2 separate regions of the Homo sapiens genome follow, and region 1 is linked to region 2. A link is an interaction called in ENCODE POLR2A ChIA-PET data of the cell type or tissue named here. Cell type or tissue: PC-9. All regions are shown on one strand. Each heading gives the region's core, and the rest is flanking DNA. Links, peaks and the distances in the headings are about the cores only.

What was found. Peaks named below come from ENCODE experiments on the same cell type or tissue, not always from the same donor. Only the 100,000 strongest peaks of a DNase experiment are listed, where the experiment ranks them.
Region 1: POLR2A ChIA-PET joins it to region 2 with 5 read pairs; 2 of 35 experiments call an interaction of 5 or more read pairs at or near these places.

Annotation. Positions count from the first base shown.
Region 1 is chr4:36,999,112-37,004,508 of GRCh38, forward strand. It overlaps LINC02616 (long intergenic non-protein coding RNA 2616), which reads left to right and starts at 2,668. Exons shown (of 2, transcript NR_134669.2): 1 at 2,668-2,784. In PC-9, for the core only: no CTCF peak of the experiment used is centred there; a DNase peak (open chromatin) is centred at 2,680; H3K4me3 peaks cover 2,422 bases; H3K27ac peaks cover 1,585 bases.
Region 2 is chr4:36,602,545-36,607,941 of GRCh38, forward strand. All of the region lies in intron 2 of LINC02505 (long intergenic non-protein coding RNA 2505), which reads right to left. Among named protein-coding and RNA genes, the nearest start is that of LINC02505, 37 kb to the right of the region's middle. In PC-9, for the core only: no CTCF peak of the experiment used is centred there; no DNase peak of the experiment used is centred there.

The DNA of each region.
Region 1 (5,397 bases), core at 314-5,313, 400 kb after region 2:
AAAAATTAGCTGGGCATGATGGCCAGTGCCTGTAATCCCAGCTACTTGGGAGGTTGAGGCAGGAGAATCGCTTGAACCTGAGAGGTGGAGGTTGCAGTGAGCCGAGATCGCGCCACTGCACTCCAGCCTGAGCGACTGAGCGAATCTCTGTCTCAAAAAAAAAAAAAAAAAAAAAGAAAAGAAAATGTTTCTTTCCTTGAAGGTGACTATAATGAAATCTTTCACTTTTCTTTCATCGTAGAAAGCAAGAATCACAATTATACAGCAATTATGCAAAACCTCCCATGCTCATAAATACTAATCTAATGAGCCCTGATTCAGATTCTAAATCATCCAATTAAATGCTAATTGGCTTATTCTCTTTAAAATGAGTTTACACTGATTCTATTCATTTCCTGATCTTTGGACGTATGAGTCTAGTTTCCTTGATTAAAAAGGACCATGGCTGGATGGTACTAATAAGAAAGCAAGCACATAAAGTATCACAGAGCCCCATGGCCAACATAGCATAAAAGTATCTATGAAGACGCAAAATATACTTTTACCATATATGCCTGGATTTTACACTAACATAAGTATTGTATCCTACAAAGAGTCATAGAGACACATTGTGCTCATTTCTATACTGTCATACTTATCAAAATTTATATGCAGTTCATCTTTGCAAATTGTCTTCAGAGACGGTTTAGAGGCAACATACGATAACCATTTTTGCATCAGACTCTCATCTACATATCAACCACACATAGCCTTCTTTTCCACAGTCACCTCTCATTCAATTAAAATGGCTCTGAATGAATGACCTTTGGTTGTTTACAAATACCAAGTCTGCCTGTAAGAGCTTAAGCTTTGCTGCCATTGAAGACATGCAGACATCAGCTCCAGAATGTGCTATGGTTGAGTTCTGCATAAGTCTCACCTGATGGGAGTATCCTCAGAGAAGAGCTGGCTGTTGCACAGGAGGCAATGCTCCCTGGAAAGGAACCCAGCTCCTATGCCTGGGAAACAGTCACATTGCTTCAGGGTCACGTTTTGAAAATACTGTGTATAGCCTATGCATAAAACTCTTGTAAAACATTTGCAAAGACACCTGATACTTTCTATTCTTAGCTCAAGAGTTCAACTCATTTTATTTAAAAGATATTAAAATATTAAGTTTGCAGAAGGCTGGTATTACAAAAACCTGATATTCAACAGAAGTAGAGTGAATTAAGATGGTAGAAGTTTGCTTCCATTCACATTCTCCATGAAGCCAAGAGACCACAAGTCTACCTAGAAGATTTCGTATCTTCCCAGGTAATCACTTTAAAAGGTGACTCAGACCAGTGTGTAGGTCTATGTTTATCTTTCTGTCCATCCTAAACCACCCCTGTGAGCAGGATACAGATAAGGAAAAGGGAAGATTGTTTCACTAGTCTGGCAGGCAAAGTCTAGATAACTGATTGAAAGATGCCATTATGGGACATAGGCTGTGTTCAGCCTACCTAGTTGTAAGGCACACGATAAGATAAAAATCCCAGGAAAGATACATTTTGGAAATCCTGCTTTTGACTCAGTTTTTCAACAGGCATTGTCATGGTGATGAGAAGAGAAAAACTTGGGAGAAAACGCTAGAAGAAATTAAAATGATGTGACATGATATCTACATAAGGTTTTCCCTGACATAGACCTTGTCAGGGGCCTTGCCAGATATTTATGACACTGTGGATGCCATGTGGTTAGTGGAACTTCCAGAGTTCCTGTAAGCCACACCAGCATCTGATCTCTGAGTTTCTATAGGGCCATGGCTAGTAGGTTGATAGATCTTGGTGATACTGAAACGTTAATACAGCCAAGGCCATTTTGGGTGTACATGTAGGTGTGTGCCTATGTGGGTGAAATTGCTGATTTTATCTCCCACAATATGCTGAGTGATCATGAAAGTAACATTTTAAATGTGAGTCCAGAGTATCAACTGGTTTTATCAAAACCTAATTGGAAAAAGTATATATATATATATATATATATATATATATATATATATATATATTTATATATATTCCACCTCTCTAGGATATTTTTGGTGTTTTTTATAATTGTTATTTTCATTGTAGTAAGAGTATTTAAATGAGATCTACCCTTTTAACAAATTTTAAGTGTACAATAGAGTATCATTGATGAATATAAATACATTATTAAAAAGATACATGTTGGTGAGGTTATGTAGAAACTGGAACCCTTGTACATTGTTGGTGGGAATGTAACATAGTGCTGCCACTACGGAAAATAGTATAGAGTTTCCTCAAAAACTTAAAAATAGAACTGCTGTATGATCCAGCAATCCCACTGATTGGTATTTATCTAAAAGAATTGAAACTCAGATTTTGAAGAGATAGTATTTGCACCCCTATTTTCATTGCAACATTATTTACAGCAGCCAGGATGTGGAAAAGTGTCCATTGATGGATAAATGTGTAAAGAAAATGTGGTATATACAGACAAGGAATTTTATTCAGCCTTTAAAAAAAGGAAATTCTGCAATGCAACAACATGAAGGAACACGGAGGACATTATACTAAGTTAAATAAATGAGACACAGAAGGGCCAGTTCTAAGCTCTCCCGGGCCTGAAAGCTTAAGTAGATGAAAAACTCCTCCCTTCTCAGGCCCAGCCGGAAGACGCAAGGCCACTTGCGTCAGCAGCGTGCGTCAGCAAGGTAGCAGAAGCAGGAAGAGAGCCAGCAAGAAGACACCTACCCTGGCAGGAAGACACGTACCCGTGAAGATAGAGAAAGAGGCCATCCAGGTACAACGTAGCAGTTACCTCAGAATAGGACACCTCCTGTTTCCAGGAGACTATAAAACCTTTGCCCCCTCCTCACTTGGGGGCTGACGCCATTAGGCCTCAGCCCGCCTGCACCCAGGCGCTCATTAAAACAGCATGTTGCCCGGCGCGGTGGTTCATGCCTGTAATCCCAGCACTTTGGGAGGCCTAGGCGGGCGGATCTCGAGGTCAGGAGATCTAGACCATCCTGGCTAACAGGGGGAAACCCTGTCTCTACTAACAATACAAAAAATTAGCCGGGCATGATGGCGGGAGCCTGTAGTCCCAGCTACTGGGGAAGCTGAGGCAGGAGAATGGCGCGAACCCGGGAGGCGGAGCTTGCAGTGAGGGGAGATGGCGCTACTGCACTCCAGCCTGGGCGGCAGAGCGAGACTCCGTCTCAAAACAAAAAAAAAACAGCATGTTGCTCCACACTGCCTTGTGTTGTCTGCTGGCGCACTCTTGGTGTTCGAACTGATACAAGAACCTTACACCAATACTGTATGATTCTTTTATATGATGAATGTAAAACAGTAAAACTCTTAAATGCAGAGAGTAGAATGGTAGTTACTAGGGACTAAAAAGAGGGGGTAACTGGGAATTACTATTCAGCAGGTACAAAATTTCAGTTAACCAAAATGAATTAGTTCTAGAGATCTGCTGCACAACACTATGCCTATTGCCATTGTCGTTTTCTTGTTTTGGTTTGGTTTGGTTTTATGCTTAATTTCTTCTTAAAAAAAATTATTGACTCAAGCCCTATTTAGCTGTCCAGGAAATCTATGGGGGAACAAAGAACTATAACACACCAGTCACCCAGTCTGTCCCCTTTCCACTCTGTTAGAGTGAGATGTCTTAGATAGATTTGATCTCAGGCTCCAATCCTGTCACTCAGTTATGCTTAGCATTCCAAGATCCTTAGCAAGACATAAACGTCCTGTCACTGTGGCTGCTACCAACCACTCTAGCTGCAACTCTTGCCTCTTCCCTATATGCAGTCTAGGTTCCAACAGTACTGAACCACTGAATTCCTTGAATTTGAATACGATTTAACACTTCCTTGCCTCATGTGACATTCTTTGGTCAGAATCCATTTCCTGGCTCTCTTTTTTGCCTTGATAATAGTAGCTGTATTCCTAGGCTGCTTATTTACATATATCTTCTGGGAAGCCTTTCTTTTTAAAATTTGTACAAATTTATGGGGTATGTGTGACTTTTTTTATGTGTTTATAGCATGGAGTGATTTCAAGTCAGGGTATTCAGGGTGTCCATTACCCCAGTACAATACGTTTTTGTTAACTATAGTCACTCTGCTATCAAACATTGGATTTATTCCTTCTATTTAACTGTATGTTTGTACCATTTAACCAGTCCTTTTCATCTTTCCCCGTCTCCCTGACTCACCTTTCCCATTCTCTGTTGTCTGTCTTTACTCTCTACTTTTAGGTGACCAAACTTTTTAGCTCCCACATATCAGTGAGAAAATACAATAATTGCCTTTTTGTATCTGGCTTATTTCATTTAAGATAATGACTCCAGTTTGATGTTTATGCAAATGACATTACTTCATTCTATTTTATGGCTGAATAGTTTTCCATTTTGTTTATGTATGCCACATTTTTGTGAGCCATTCATCATTGATGGACATTTAGGTTGATTTTATATCTTTGCTATTCTGAGTAGTGCTGCAATAAACATGTTAGTGCAGGTATCTCTTTGATATACAGATTTCTTTCTGTGAAGCCTTTTGTGATTTAACCTCCAGTTTCATCTATTAGACATCTATTATTTACTGACCAGTATCTATTCTAACAACATTATCATGGACATCCTTAAATAAATGTCTCCTACTACAGGTTTCAAGTTTGCCTGGGATTGAAGGGTTGGAGGATGTGGGACTTCCAATGCAAAAACTGGGACAGTGAAAACCAGGATAGTTGGTCACCCTACCATGGATGGGACCTGACCTTCTGTCTAGTCACTTTTGTTTAAAATATATTTCCCCCATTAAGCTTTGATGTTCTTTGAAGGCAATGTCCTCCCGTTGGTCCTTGGCATATAATACTTTTCTTGATGCTTAATAAATATTCAGTGAATGATTTTCTATTTTCAAAGGGCTTAAAATAGCTCTTGGGGTATGAACATATTTATTTTATGGGTTGTTTCCTTCCTGTTAATAGTAGCACTGTGATATGGTTTGGCTGTGTCCCCACCCAAATCTTATCTTGAATTCCCATGTCTTTCCCTTGCTGTTCTCATGATAGAGAGTAAGTCTCACAAGATCTGATGGTTATTATAAGGGGGAATTTTCCTGCACAAGCTCTCTTTTTGTGTGCTGCCATCCATGTAAGACATGACTGGCTGCTCCTTGCCTTCCACCGTGATTGTGAAGCCTCACCAGCCGTGTGGAACTGTAAGTCCAATAAACTTCTTTCTTTTGTAAATTGCCCGGTCTCAGGTGTGTCTTTATCAGCAGCATGAAAATGGACTATTACAGTAAATTGGTACAAGTAGAGTGGGGTGCTGCTGAAAAGATACGTGAAAATGTGGAAGCAACTTTGGAACTGGGTTATAGGCAGAAGTTGGAACAGTTTG
Region 2 (5,397 bases), core at 147-5,146:
CTTCTTCCGTGGTAAATATTAATTAGCAAATTATGTATTACTGGAACGATGAATCCTATGAGACCATGGACTGTATCATCCACCAGTCCTGTAAAGTAGCTAGAATAAAACTCTATGGTGCAACCATTGCAAAATGGCCCTCATTTTTCACCCTCCTCTATATCTGTTTTCTTCCCCACATAACTTTGTAGTGTCCTTTTACTATGACTTTAACTTTGGCCACGTAGCTTGCTTTGGTTAGTAGGAAATCAGCAAATGTGACCAAAATGAGGTTTGAAAGATGCTTTCCCAATTGGGCTTGGCTTCTTTTGCATCTATGCCATTGTTGAACATGCCAGGGCTAGACTGCTAGACAATAAAAGATACATGGAGTTGTGCTGGCTCACTGAAGTCCTTTCTGCCAAGGCCATCATAGATCAGCTAACAACGAGACGATTTTTAATATATATTTGTGTCTGTGAGTCCATATAATAATAGTAAAGCTGTTCAGATGACCTGCAGCTGATGCAGACTCATGAGTGAGTCTGGCCCAAATTAGCTAAACCTTACAGCCACGTGAGTTTAAGTGTCACTTCTCATATGCCACCAAGTGGTCTGTTGTATACATTTACATGGCAATAGATAACCAATATAGCAACCAATGAGAATTACATGATGTTGAATTGATGATGATATGTGAACATACAAGATATCTAAATTTTAATTATAAATTATTAAACTGACTTAAGTATACCAAGAAATCATATCTGAGTTGATCTTACAATGTGCTTTGAACCACAAGCTATACAAAAGGTACAAGGTATTTGATTGTTGAATTGTTTTATTTTCTTGCATTTTAAAACAATTCTATCATTGGACGTAGTCATGGTCACACTCTCCAAAGTTCTGATGTTTGAGAAGAGCAGCTCAATATATTAACAACTAATTTTGAACAAATGCTTTGAATTTCTATATCCTTTTAGGCAACTATATATTTACCATCATTCTTCTTAAAATGGAGGTAATGTAAAGATTTTTGTGTGGGGAAAACCCAGGTTGCGTTGCTATTTTTACTTTTGAAGCAGCAGAATAAAATCTAGGCAAATTGTTTGGGTACAGCTTACTTTCAGTTTTCTTCCATTTCACGTCTCTCTGTACCATACTTCTTATTTGTTCACCAAGGAAAACAATTTAGTAGTACCTGGCAAAGAAGACTTCCATTCTCTGTGTCTGTCCCCTTTTCTTGACCACCATAAAAATTTATTAGTTTTGTGCCTTTATGGTTGTTCTTTGACTTTTAAAGTTTGTCTATGTGTAGAATTTTGTTTTGTATTGTTTTGTTTTTACTATACTTTAAGTTCGGGTATACATGTGCAGAATGGGCAGGTTTGTTACATAGGTATACACGTGCCATGGTGGTTTGCTGCACCCATCAACCCGTCATCTACATTAGGTATTTTTCCTAATGCTATCCCTCCCCTAGTTCCCCACCCGCTGACAGGCCCTGGTGTGTGATATTCCCCTCCTTGCATCCATGTGTTCTCATTGTTCAACTCCCACTTATGAGTGAGAACATGTGGTGTTTGGTCTTCTGTTCCTGTGTTAGTTTGCTGAGAATGATGGTTTCCAGCTTTATCCATGTCCCTAAAACTCCAAGTATTCTGAAGCATTTTTCATATTAACAAATTGTTTCATTTAAAAAAATTGAAGATATTTATCAAAAAGCATGAAATGAAAATAACATGATGGTGAAATAATCAGAGGGAAAAGATAATAACAGAAAAATCATGAAATTAATTCAAAGTGTGCTATGCACAGAATGGCAAGCCATTGAGCTATGCTTAATAATTCAAAGTCGGCAAGAAATTTGACTTTAATGGTACCAATTGCCAAAGCAAGAGAGAACTATGCTTTATAAGACTAGCATGTCCCTTAAAACAAACAGACAAAATGTTAGTTATTCAGTATAATTAAACTTACTAGAAATGGTCTGAGACAAAAATCTTCTGTGTACCATTATTTAAATAAGTGACCTCAACTATATCCCTACAATAGAAATTACAGTAAGACTTTTTTTTACATGAATGCCAAAGTAAAAGCAATAATTTATAGGGTGAAAAAATGTAGTCAAATTGTGCAGCTTTCTGGCTTTAAGAGTTATCCAGAAACTAAACTTGAGATTTCCTAGAGAGATGCATGAATTGTTTATCCTTCAGGCAATCCTTTATAAATATAACTTCTCTTAATCTAACTTTTGTTCCACATTGGCTCATAAACATTTTGAGGTTGTATTCTCAGATGCTGAAGTAATTTTCACTGATAAGAAATTGCAATGTCAGTCATCGCACTGAAAAATGGCACTGTCTATTCCTTAATTTTTAATGAGCTTGTGGAAGTAACCTCCTAGTATAGGATAAAACTCACACAATTTGAAATGTTTCTGGAAAGAGGAAAATCTTTTGCCATACATGCAGAGTGCATAAAATCTCATGTATTCCATGTTAACTTTAATGACATTAATCAGGATTAGTTGGTATATTTTCCAGGGCCTTTTGGAAAACTGTTTATTTCTTGACTTTTCATGATTTGTGAGGTTTGTCTTTAATTAAAGGTAAGAAGTTTTTTTAGGGTACATTTTTCTTAATTTGCTATTTATTTTTAGGGTTGTAGGCAAACATTTTCTTAGGGGAAAATCTTTAATGTCTATGAAATATGACAAACCAGCATTTGACTGAGAATGTAAGGTTAAAAAATATTAGGTCTATATAGAATTATACTTGGCAGTATAATAGAGCTATTCCTATTGACTTAGATTGCTGATGTAAGAAAAACATTTCCTGTCTTGAGTCAATGTATATGATGGGTGAGACTATACTGGAGAAACATTTCTTTAAGATGAGTTATTTCATTTTGACATATTTGCAATAATTTATATAGCATACACTTAGCATGTAGTGCATCTGTGTAATTATGTTCTCTACACTGTGTTTAGTTCCAAGTCAGGTATTAAGATTTTTAAATTTTTTTAACTTGAACTCATCTCTAAAACATACTAGCTCTTCAAAACCATTAATTGGATTTATCTCAGGAAAGAGAGGGTGATTTAACATGGAAAAAATTAATCAGTAAAATTCACTACATTTGAAACTTTAAAAATACAATTCATATCACCTTAATAGATACAGAAAGAACATTTGAGAAAATGTAATATCCACTCCTAATAAAATGTATAGCAAAAAAAGAATAAAAATTTTCTTAACCTGATAAAGGGCATTTATGAAATATCGTACTTACAGTAAAAGACTTAATGCTTTCCTTCTTGTATGAAGAACAAAACAAGAATGTTTTCTCCTATCTCTTCTATTTGACATTATAGTAGTGGTTCTAGCAAGCACAATATGACAAGAAAAATAATTGAAAGACATACAGATTTTACAAGAAGAAGAAAAAATTCTTTCATATAAAACATGGTCATCTAGGTAAAAATATCAGGGAATTTACAAAAAATATACTAGAACTAATAAATAAATTTTGCAAAGTTACTGGATAGAAGGTAAGTATAAAAATGTTATTTTTCTATACAATTTCCAAAATTTAAATTACTTGTGTGTAATTACAATGAATACACATAAAATATAAGAAAATATAATGTAATATATATACAAACAAATGTACCCAAGAAAACTTGGATAAAAAAGACTAATAAGGGGGTGCTTATCTTATCTATCATCACAATATACTTTAAAACTATTATATTCAAATCAATGTTCCTGACATAAGAACTTAAAAATAGATCTGTCAAAAAGAATAGATAATATGTAAAAATATTACAAAGGTCAGTAAATTAAAAGGAAATAAGTTATAGTCATCTTTGCCACAAAAAAAAAAAAATATTCTAGACATGCACTTTCCCACACAGTAACCAGTAGCCATGTATGCATATTGGTTAACTAAATTACAATAGCCATATGAGGCTATTGAGGAAAAGCAAATTGAGATGTGTTTTCTAAAATGCAAATGACATTTTAAATGCTCAGTTTGAAAAAAATGATACATACCATTTGACCCAGCCATCCCATTACTGGGTATATACCCAAAGGACTATAAAATCATGCTGCTATAAATACACATGCACACATATGTTTATTGTGGCACTATTCACTATAGCAAAGACTTGGAACCAACCCAAATGTCCAACAATGATAGACTGGATTAAGAAAATGTGGCACATATACACCATGGAATACTATGCAGCCATAAAAAATGATGAGCTCATGTTCTTTGTAGGGACATGGATGAAATTGGAAATCATCATTCTCAGTAAACTATCACAACAACAAAAAAACAAACACCGCATGTTCTCACTCATAGGTGAGAATTGAACAATGAGAACACATGGACACAGGAAGGGGAACATCACACTCTGGGGACTGTTGCGGGGTGGGGGGAGGGGGGAGGGATAGCATTAGGAGATATACCTAATGCTAAATGACAAGTTAATGGGTGCAGCACACCAGCATGGCACATGTATACATATGTAACTAACCTGCACATTGTGCACATGTACCCTAAAACTTAAAGTATAATAATTATAAAATAAAAAAAAGAAAAAAAGATACATACCTAATTTATAATTTTTATAAGGACTGTGTTGGAAACAATAACATTTCAAATATGTTAGGCTTATAAAATATATTATTGAATTTAATTTTATTAGTTTCTTTTTACATTAAAAAATACATTTGACATGAAATTTAAAATTTCATATATGGTTCACATTTGTGGCTAGCATTACGTTTCAGACATTGCTGGTCTAGAGAAGATAAAACAATAACAAAGTTAGCAAGAAAATCTAAGGTCCTGATAATATATTCTAGAAACAGGAAATTTCTGTGATTAAGTAAAAAGTCAGAAAGTATAAATTAGATTTTTTAGAAAAAAATATTAAGTTATACAAAAAAGGTACTTATCAAATGTATTAAATACAAATAAATTTTGTGGAAAATTCTCTCTTGCAGAGTGAATAGTCATAAAGGTGATATTAATTCTGAAGCTGGGGGAAAAATCCCTATAGATAAATGAGCAAAGATTTTTAAAAACAAATTCAAAGATGAGAAAATTCCAGTGGCCAATAAATACATACTAGGCTGTCCCAACCCCCTACTAATGTACTATAAATTAAAGTAACAACAATATACCATTTCTAAAGTATCAGATTTTAAAAATTGTTTGGTAGTACATGTTGTTGTAAGAATAATGATGTATGTGAGAAACAGAATGATAGGCAATTTCATATATCCCTGGTGGAAATGTGAATTGTCACAACATTTTTGGTAAGATAATTGCACGGTGACAGAATTAATACAGGTGAATAAGAATATTCAAATAAATATATCTATTAAAGCATCATTTCAATGT